Regions from separate parts of the Mus musculus genome. Here region 2 is linked to region 1. Evidence: chromatin loops called from intact Hi-C (ENCODE). Cell type or tissue: left cerebral cortex. All regions are shown on one strand. Links, peaks and the distances in the headings refer to the core of each region. The heading gives the core; the rest is flanking DNA.

What was found. Peaks named below come from ENCODE experiments on the same cell type or tissue, not always from the same donor. Only the 100,000 strongest peaks of a DNase experiment are listed, where the experiment ranks them.
Region 2: it touches region 1 in a loop (2.4-fold over the local background); 1 of 42 quality-filtered maps calls a loop at or near these places.

The regions. Positions count from the first base shown.
Region 1 is chr13:32,490,280-32,495,658 of GRCm38, reverse strand. It overlaps Gm40876 (a long non-coding RNA gene), which reads right to left. Exons shown (of 4, transcript XR_873209.2): 4 at 2,378-2,598. Among named protein-coding and RNA genes, the nearest start is that of Gm40876, 28 kb to the right of the region's middle. In left cerebral cortex, for the core only: a CTCF peak has its summit at 2,149; DNase peaks (open chromatin) are centred at 2,149 and 2,914; H3K4me3 peaks cover 710 bases; H3K27ac peaks cover 342 bases.
Region 2 is chr13:32,335,646-32,341,024 of GRCm38, reverse strand. It overlaps Gmds (GDP-mannose 4, 6-dehydratase), which reads left to right and starts at 2,481. Exons shown (of 11, transcript NM_146041.2): 1 at 2,481-2,643. The coding sequence starts at 2,542. In left cerebral cortex, for the core only: no CTCF peak of the experiment used is centred there; DNase peaks (open chromatin) are centred at 1,605, 2,291 and 3,119; H3K4me3 peaks cover 1,820 bases; H3K27ac peaks cover 789 bases.

The DNA.
Region 1 (5,379 bases), core at 80-5,079:
GACACAGTGAAGGCGGTTCTTTTCCCTGTAATATCACAGGTCCTTATAAGAGGATATCAACTATACACGGGACAGCTTCCCAAGTCAAAGAAGCTTAACAAGAGTGGGCCATCAACACTAACCTAAGTCCTACTCTACTCTGAAATCTACCCTAAGATTGTCCAGGGAGTCACAGGACCCACTAAGTTCACTGTGCACCTCTCCAGTGTGAAATGATATGGAGACTCCAGTCAGCTAAACACTTCTTGTTTTCTCTTTAGTAAATGAGTATGTGTTGGCGATTTTTTATTGCGTAATAAAACCAGCATGAAATGAACTTGCTCCAGTTTGTCCCCATTCTTTAAAACCACCGTGCCTTCCTTCTCTTGGCCTGTTTTTTTTTTTTTTTTTTTAATCTGGCATCCTGCCTTGACCTCAGCTTGGTGTTCAGTGGAGCGATGGCCACAGCCTCAGGCAGGAAGCTTCCGCTGGGTCAGGGTGTCCTGCTGTCTGCCCATTTGGGGATCCGCATGGTATGGACAGACTCTGGGATCAGTTTGCACCCCAGGGGGAGTTGGCCTCTGTGGATATTGCTTTTATAGACTGCTTGTTTCTGGCTCTGCTTTTTTTTTTTTTATTATTACATTCCTTTGCAATTCTAGCAGCTGTTTTTGTCAAGAGTCTTAATAAAGTTTGAACTGTTAAGCGAACTTTATGGAAATTGGTCACAGAAGTGTATGTGGCACCTTTAGTGAAGCAGAGGCAGAATTGCCCCTGGCCTGCAGTGACAAACAAGCCGAAAAGTGTAGGTGAAAGACAGTCACTTGACGGTGGATTTTTAACCTGGATTTCTCAGAATCTGATGTCTCCCGAAGTATCGCTTTCTTTAACTCTATTTAGCACAGTTTTCAAAAGTGTTTGGTTACACAGCCTCACTTAAGGAGCGTCGTTGAGGGCTGTGAAAGGGTTACATTTGCTTGGCTTGGCTTCTGTCCGGTGCTGCTTCTCCTTGGAAGTCAATGCTTGGAAGAATCAGACTTAGAGACATAGCAGAATCATCGAGTCTAAGTTTCTAAAACCGACTAAGATGCTACCAGCTTCTTCCTTTTATGAAGCACACTAAAACATCACCCCTCTCATTCAGTGTACTCATCTGGCAGTGACCTTAGCTTGATCCAACAGTGTCCTCTGAGCCCAAGAATCTGAACTCCTTCCAAATACACCCGACTTATAATTCCCCCCTAACACTTCACACGCCACTGGGGTGGAAGAATCATTTGCCAACAGACCAAAACTAACTGCTCGTCTTTCTTGAATGTGACTTCACACACGTTCTTGAATAAAACAGACTTAAGAGAGCAATAAACTTCGACAGGTAGCCCACCCTCCCAAATCCTTCCTTACAATGAGGCATCAATGGGACACTTTGAGAACTCATTTTGCCACCAACACTAAGTAAAATGTCATCTAGCAGCACTACTCTAAGAGAAATAACCGACTCTAGAGTAAAAGGCAAGTACTTCGGGCTTAAGACATGCAAAACGCAATGGTGGGACCGAGAAGCTTATGAAACCTACACTTCACTAACACTTGGTGTTGACTCAGAGTCACGGTTGGAATACTAGGTGACCCCAGAGGCCAGCCTAAGTGTAGTAGTCACGCTGGGGAGGAGGCATTGCTCCCAGACTTCAGTGACTATAAAATAAACAGACATCTCTGCCCTGCCAGATGGACAGGGTAAAGGGCACAGCAAACGCTTAGATGCTGTGGGACCTGAGTCAGCACACATCCAGCTCCTGGATTGGCTGCTGAGATCTGCAGGGGATCTCTCTTTCCTTTTGTCCATCATGATCTGCTGCAATATAAGGGAGGAGAACAAACAAGATAAAGAGCCTTCCGTTCTTCGTGACGATGTCTTGCTAAAACTCACTGAAGACGATTTTCAATCCCTTTCTTAATCCCCACCTAGAATTGGAGTACACTTCATATCGTTTTTGCTTTTTAGAAAAACTAATGGTGCAAGCCCAACCCATCACTTCTGTTGATAACCTCACACCTGTGCTTGCAACAGTGGGGGAACCCACCTTTAACATGACAGACCTACTTAAAACTCCTGGCTCCGGCTTTCTCTTCACAGACCACGAAAGCATGCATTCCCTTTAGCAGACAGTGGAGGGCGATGTTGTACCGGTGTGCTCCCACACATAAACCTCTCAGGAAACTTCCTTTCCAAGGGAAAAGGGTTCTTTCCCACAGTAATATGAACATGATGTACGATAATGAAAACAATAACTACACCAACATATTTTCCCCAGAAGTTCTTTTTATTTGTTCAGAGTGTGAACGTAGGGCCCTATAACTATGAGATACTGAGATAAATGAATGGGTTTCTGAAAAGGGTAGAAAGTATTGAAAATACTTTCAAGATGGGCTTTTCCAGACTCTGTAACTTGATGATTTTGACTACTGTATATTAGGAGTCTCATTACAAACCATTGTTCAGTAGTTTAAAGATAATATAACAGCAGTAAAATAGAGAAACACCCAGATTGACATCTGGCCACCATCAGCCTGGCGTTGTAAAGGAGATTCGCTGACTGCATTTCTCCGGGCACAAACCTGGCAAGGAATGACAGAGAGATACACTTCTAAACGGAGAGCTCTGACAGCTGAATGTTATTTTCAAACTGCTACACTTAAGATCTTCGCTAGCCACTTCTTCATTTCCCTCCCTGAAGCCTAAACTCAGAAGACCCAATTTAATTCCTGCCTTTTCCGTTCCCACAGCGAACTTGCTCCTGCTCAACAGAGGTTTCTTTGTAGTTCCTCACTAGTCTGGTCGGATACCGCTCCACACCACACAGGTAACTTAATAAATCAATTTAAGAAGCACAGGCAAGTTTATGGCATGCTCAGAATATTCTAGAAGAACAAGCAGAGAAAGCTGGCTTTAATTCAAGCACACTTTCATAATTCCTAGGAGGGTTGCCAGACAGAGCACAGGACGAGTGCTTCAATTTGGTTTTCAGATAAATAAGATTATTTTTAGTGTAAGTATATCCCCGTGCAATCTGGGAGCCACGCTTAACACTTTAGAAGTATCTGGTGTTTATCTGGAACTCAAATTTAGTTGTGCCTCCTCTGAAAGGAGGGGGACTCTCAGATAGCGGGGGTACACACATCGAGCAGGACTATTCTATCCAGTCGCCATGGAGCTTTGGGTTCAGTCTCTGTGTGCAAAGATGAAAAGAGAAGTCTATGAATTTACATGCTTTGAAAAAGTCCTTGGTGCTCAGGTTTGGGGATAGATAGGAGACAGGTCTTTCCCCTCCACCCCCACCCCCTTCGTTATCCAGAGCGTATACAGCTGCCAAGAGCCCAGTGGAGACAATTTGGCTGATTTAATATTTGTGAGGGTTTGAATGTAAAACGTGCCCCCATTGGCTAGGTTTCGAATGTTTGTTCCCCTGCTGGCAGTACTATTTAGGGAGGCTGTGGAATATTTAGGAGGTGGGTTCTAGCCAACAAAAGTAGGCAGCTCAGAGTAGGTTTTGACTCTTTCTACCTGGCCTCTAGTGTCTGCTTCATTGTCTACTTCCTGGTTCACTACAGTGATGATCAGCTTCTGCCGCAGCTCTCATGGCCAGGAGCCGAGCTGCTCCACATACCTTCCCTGTCCCCGCCTTAAATTGACTGAAACCCATGAGCCAAAATAAACCGTTCATCCCTTCCATTACTGCTCTCAGGTGTGGTGGTCATCTCAATGCTGAAGTAACTAACCATTCTGTTTAATGCGCAGCTCGACTGGGGAACCACATCTACTGGAAGTACGGCTGGCAGCTAACACGTGGGTTTCAGCCCAAGTCACAGAATGAGAATAAAAAGCAGGTCTACCCTTCCTCCACACGCAGGGGGCAGAGCAAATAGCCCACCTCAGTTAACATCTACTGTAGTATCTGCTGTTCGTGAGCTTCATTTCTGTGGTGACAGGGACAGAGAGCCAGCCTATTCCCAGCAGTCACGTGAATGAAGCATTTAAGCATGTTCCCTGAGGCTTTGAGGTGACAACAAACAAAAGCCAACCTGACAAGCATGGTATCCCAGCTTATGTTTCTTCATGGCGTGAAAGCAGAGAGAAGGGAGCCCTTATATACTCTTGGTGAGCTTGTACCTGGAGTAACCATTATGGGAAACTATTCACCCTAAAGGTTCCTAAGAACTAAAGGGCAGAGTAACCCTGTGGTCCATCAGTACTCTTTGAAGTATGCATCCAAGGGCGCTGTAGTCAGTATGTCTGCTGTCTTCGCCCCAGCAGCATGGTCTGAAGTAGCCAAGTGATGGAACTGAAACCAGGTGTCTGTTGACATGTGGATAGATGAAGAAAATGTGATAGATATAAATATTATATTATGTGATATATATAATTGGATCACTATCCATTACCCTTAGACATTTCTGTCACTTAACCTGGGGACATTATGTTAACTGAAATAAACCAGATACAAAAAGAGATCAATTGTTTGATATGAACTGTATGTGAGAGCCAAAACAGTCAAACTAGTGGCAGAGAGCATAGTGGTGACTGCCAGGGATGAAAGAGGCAAGAAGCGGGAAGGAGGGCAATTTTCAGCCGGGCAAAAGGAACAGATTGGTGAGGTCTGTGGTCAGACATGATGGTTATAGTTACGATAACATGCTACATACTTCCAAATTACTGCGTATGTGAGTAGAGTAGGCTAATTGTCTTGTCTTTACTTAATCACATACCTTACTCTGTACAATATATGTATGTGTGCCTAATTATATTTTGTCTATTTAAAATAAGAATTTTAAGTGAATAAAATTTAAAAACACTTGAAACCATTAGAAAAATAATTTTTCTAGTTTTTTAATTAAGAAAACAGACAAAATAATTAGGCTTTCCTTATTATTTTTTCTTGTTTCTTTGCAGTTTTGGGAATTGCACTCAGAAAATTATATGCATCAAAAAGAGAAAGAAAAGAAGAGAAAAGAAAAGAAGAGAAAAGAAAAGAAAAATCTTTACCATTGCATTATAATGATATCAGCCCTCTTTTTGAAAAATAAAAATGATTCTCAACCTAATAGAACCAGAGTCACCCAGGGCCTCTGTGTTATGAAAGCTGTTGTCATTGTTGTTGAAATTGTTGTCATTGCCCTTACACAGATGTCATGTAAATCAAGGAGCACAAAACCCATGAAACACAAGGAACTAGTACCACAAACCTTCACGGGTCAATTAACTATAAATTAAGCCGAATCAGATGTGTCTGCACTCATAACAATAAGAAAGACTAACACTGTCACAGAATTTTTTCAGTCTTGGGAGGGTGAGGTTAGAAGCTGGACATTTATAAAGCTTTGAGTTCTGGGTACAGGCTG
Region 2 (5,379 bases), core at 270-5,269, 150 kb after region 1:
ACTAGCACTCTCCCTCTGGCTAATAGAAATCTCATGTTGTCCAGTCCCTATGCTGACTGCACACATTCCCCTAAGGTTACTGGGGAATTACAATGATGCCCACTACCAACTGTCTTCCATGCTTCCAAACCAAACCAACAAGAAAAGTCTTTCCCCTTTGTCTGTAAGGAGATGTATTGTGTCTCTCTATTATTTCATATATTGAAGTGTAAGACTTCATCACCTCAAGACTGAGTCTTTAAAAAAAGGCAATGGGGGGGGGCTATAGTTTAGTTGGTACAGTATTTGTTTAGTATATACAATATCCTTGGTTTGATCCCTGGAACCACATAAGCATGGTGTAGTGGTCCATGCATATAATTTGAGTAAGCAAGAGGTAGGGGCAGGGGGAAAGAAACTTAAAGTCATTCTTGGCTATATAATGAATTGCAGGCCAGCAGCCCTGGGCTACATGAGACCCTGTCTAAAAATAAAACAAAGGAAACCATAAATAAATAAATAAATAAATAACCAAAATCACAAAACAAAAAACTTTATAAAAATAATTAAAACAAAAAGTAATTGGTAATTGGATACCTTTTATTTTTAATTACTTTGTTTACTATTTTTTTCTTTTAAATGTGTGGCCGAGGAGAGCTTGTAGGACTTCATTCTCTCCTCCCAGTATGTGGGTATAGGTATTAGATTCAGGATGGCAAGCGCCTTTACCTACCAGGCCATCTGGCTGGCTGGGAGCTATGGTCTTTAAATGGAAATTAAGGTAATGTGGGGTCATTAGGGTGGTTCCTAATGAAAGGGAGTCACTGTCCTTACAATAGGAAATTGGAACGCAAGCACATGGAGAGGAAGTGTGTCATGACCAGATGCAAGGTGACATCTACAAGCCAGGAGACAGGCCTCAGAGGAAGTCAACCCCGATCTTGAATATCCAGATTCTAGGATGGTAATAAAGGAAATACCGGTTGGATGTTTAAGGGACACAGTTTTTTATTTCTGACAGTTTGCAATATCTTCTTTACTATTTTTGCATTTCCAGGCCCTAAAAAATATTGGTTTTATTTGTTTACTTTTGTACTATTGGGCATCAATCCCATTAGGCAAGTGCTTTACCACCAAGCCATAGCTCAGCACATCCAATACATATTTGATTTTTATGATTTTTTTCTGTTAAATTTTTTACTAGACAGATAAATTCCTAGTATTCATTAGTATGATAGAAGGTGTCAGACCTACAGAACAAATGGGACATATCTCTCCTAAGTATTCATTTTTTTCTATTTATCCTTACATTACAACATATTTACATAAAACTAAATCAATAGTTAAAGATCATCTAGATTTTAGACATTTCTTGCCTTAAGGAATATATTTCCCCAACTTCTAGGTCTCATTTTCCATATAGAATGCGCTAGAGGAAAGGTAAAAATATTAAACCAGACAAGCCTATGTATAAAGTTTGGAATGTTTCCGAGGAGTTTGGGCACTCTGGTTTTGGAACTACAGGTTTGTATCATATCTAGCAGGTTCTATTGGGCCCTGTCCTAGTAGCTCAGTTTGCAAAGGGAAAGACGGTTTGAGGATGTTTATTGGAGAGATAAGCTGGACAGTATGTGTGTACGTGTGTATGTGTGTGTGTTTCTTCCCTACACCCTTGTCCCTATGTCTGAGTCCTTTGTCAGCCTTTCTCAGTCAGTGAATCTGTCAGTGTGCATGCACTAAATAGAAACAAGTTCAAAAGACACTGCAACAACCCCACCTCATGAAATTTGTACAGGTTTTACTGACCTGTGGATTTTTGTCAATTGTTTCCTTATGCAGGATGGGGGCGGGGCCAGAAACTTCCAGCCCTCGAAGTAAATACTGTTCCTTGAACGGAATTACCGGGAACCCCCAAACTAGTCCAAACATTAGCAAACTGCTAATGTTCACAGAAGATTCACAGGTTAGAGTAGCCTTGAAACTCTAGTGCCTTCGAGAAATGTTAAAACTGACCTGCTCACAAAGACAATGAAGCAGATTTCTAGAAATTTAATAAGGTCGATGACTCCAGCCTTGGATACCTAGATTTGGATTTCAGAGCTCTTTCCTACCGAGAAGGTCAGCTCGTCATTCCTCCTGGCATCATGGGGCGATATGAGGATTCCCGGAGACCGAGGCCCATGCAGGCCATATCCTCTACTCTGACCGCAGACTTACATCCTTCCTCTTCCAGGGGCCCGGCGCCCTCAGGCCCCGCCCCCAGAGAGGCGTGGCTCAGCGCGGAGACCCCGGCAGGGGCGGAGCTGTCGGGGGCGCTGCTGACGCGTCGCTGCTTGGGCGAGTGACGCGGCGCCAGCCAGGCCTCAGCCCGGCTCGCGCCGCCCGCCCCGACTAAGCTGGCCCGCCCCTCGCTCCACGCCCGGCCTCCCGCGCGCCCTGTCAGACCGTGGCGGCCGCTGCAGCTCCGTGAAACGACTGGCGCGCGCACCCTGGTCCCTGCCGGCCCGCGGCTCGTTCCACTCCGCCTTCCTCTCGGCCGCACGCTCACCCGCCTGAGGCGACATGGCTCAAGCTCCCGCTAAGTGCCCGAGCTACCCGGGCTCCGGGGATGGCGAGATGGGCAAGCTCAGGAAGGTGGCTCTCATCACTGGCATCACCGGACAGGTGAGTGCGGGGCGGGGACGAGCGGCCTGTAGCCCGGGGGCACGTGGGCCGCCTCCCCGCGCAGGGCCGCTGTGCCACCGGGAACTGCGCTCCACGAGTCCCGGAAGGTGTGAGCGGCTGCGGGATGGGACAGCTTCAGCCCCAGCAGCATGGCTCTCTGATCCTTCTGGGGGTGTGAGCTGGTGGTGCTAAGCAACCGGACCACTCTGCTCCACCTGTCCCCTGGGTGACTGTAGTTTCTTTCCTGGAGCCCAAGTGAGCTCTTGGAAGGAATTTCGTACTTTGTAGATCCTGGTGCAGGGAAGGAAAGGGGCGAGGAATATGTCAGTATGTGGAGTCCCAAAGTGAGACCGACTTTTCTAATTCCAAAGGCATGAACTCCTTGGGTGAGGTAATTAGGCTGTGCTGTCTTGAATGTTGGGACCCCATGGCCTATGCTAGGCATGACTAATTTATGACAGTCATCTCATAGAGGTATGGCAACAGATAAGGCTAACCACTGCCTTGTCAAGTTGTGTAGAGTGAGATTCAGGGGTGTTGAAGTAATGTCCTTGTTACTTGCTGTAGGGCATCTGTTTTCTGTGTATCCCAGGACATCTGATGGTGGTCAATGCTAAAGCGAAGATGGTAAAGATGATAATAAAGCTAATATGGCCCACACCAGCATACTTACCATATCGGAGTTACTTGGTTAATACTGACTAGTTAGCTTCCATACAACAAAGTCCTTATTTCCAGTTTAAGATTGAGGAAAATGAGTTTGAATTACCTGAAGCCCAACAGGTAGGAAGTGTATTGTTGGGGTTGGAAGTGGTCTTAAAGTTCTCTCGTTTTACCAAAGAGCAGATACACAGTTCCCAGACATTAGACTATTTCAGTTACTAGCTACTGATCATTCTTTCAGTTATCATTGCATCTTGTTTAAGGTACTTTCGATAAATAAACGTTTACCAACTAGTAAGATAGAAGAGGTAGGAAAAGGGTCCAGGGTTGAGGATAAAAACGTCAAGTCAGGGACTCCTCAGGGGTGCTCTACCATAGAACTGTGCACCCCCCCCCATGTCACCTCTCTTTTCTAATGCTAGAGATCTTTCAGATGGTTCTCTTTTCCCAAGTTTTCAGACTGGTTCTTAAGCCCAGATGTTAACTGCATTCACATACTCTCTAAAGTAAACTTTCACTTAGTATTATCAAGAAATTGAGTTAGGATGTTGTGTGCCATGTTAGTATGGCGTATAGCAATGTAAGCGGCCAGCATTTTGTATCAGTGCAGCTTAGAAGTGGAATCTCATTAAATAGTTGAAAACTGTTGTTTGGTAGATACTTCATGGGAAGGAAGCCTTGGAAGTGCCCACCACTCCTACCCCCAGCAAGGATTCTCCTGAAGTACTATCAATACTTAAAAATACCACTTCCTGACCAGGAGTTTTGGGTTTCTCATTTCATTTCAGACTCCAAACACCTGCTGTGCTTTCAGGTTTGAAAACTTAGATGCCTTTGAGCTCTGCCCTACTACCCATCACTTCCCTGACACATCACCTCCTTGACACTCCTCTGTATTTTTTTCCTTGCTTGCTTGAGTTGACCAGGTTTGTCAACAGCTTTAAGAAAAGATTTTCTCATTTTCATCCTAGTTCCTCCCACACGGCTTTAGGTAGTGGGCCTTGAAAAATGTTGACTGACTTTCACTACGAACAGAATGCATTTTTAATGTTCATCTGTAGTGTGCAGGCCTTTTGAGGCTGCTCTGGTACAAGCTATGTAATATATATCCTGTCCCTACTAAGATCTTTGAGGAGCTGAAGACAATGCATATGAAAAGGCAGCGCCTGTAGAATAGTATTACTCAAGACTGTAAGGGAAATTACAGTATGAGTGAGTATTCCCTTGTGCTTTTGCCAACTTGACATAAGTTAGGGTTATTTGGGAAGAGAAACCTCAGCTGAGGAAAATGCCTCCATTGGATTGCTTGTAGGCAAGTCTGTAAGGCTTTTTCTTGATTAATAATTGATATGGGTAGGCCCAACTCATAGTGGGACTGATAGGGACTCCTGAGACAGGTGGTCTGGAGATGTATAAGAAAGCAGGCTAAGCATTTCTCCATGGTTTCTGTTGAGTTTTTGTCTCTAGTTCTTGCCCTGACTTCCTTCAGTGATGGGGTATGACCTGAGGACTGTAATATCATCATGGCAGGGAGCATGGCAGTAGGCAGTTCTGGTGCTAGAGAAGTAGCTACATCTTGATCCATAGGCAGAGACAGAGACAGAGACAGAGACAGAGACAGAGGCAAAGAGAGAGAGAGAGAGAGAGAGAGAGAGAGAGAGATATCGTAGTGAAACACTGTCTTCTAGAAGGTTATATGTCTTAATTCTTCTCAAATAGCATCACTCTGTGACTACTAAGCATTCAGATATATAAGCCTACGGGGGCCATTGTAACTCAGACCAACCACCACAGTATCTTACCTGTCCTTGTGATTCTGAGTGGCTTTCTTTGTGTTATAGAGTCTATATATGCCTATCTAATGTGCTCCTGGAGCTGAATGTATTTTAGTATTGAGGAAGGAGTGCTGGGGATAGAGCTTTCTCAGTTTGTTATGGTTCTGGTCCTTGCCTATCCTTTGAAACAGGCTCTTATAAATCTTTTGCTAGACAAAAACCATTACTAGGTGTGTAGGCAAACCAAGATAATTTGGCTGTGATTCCTTGGCAGGAGTCTAATATAAGGAGTGAGGCA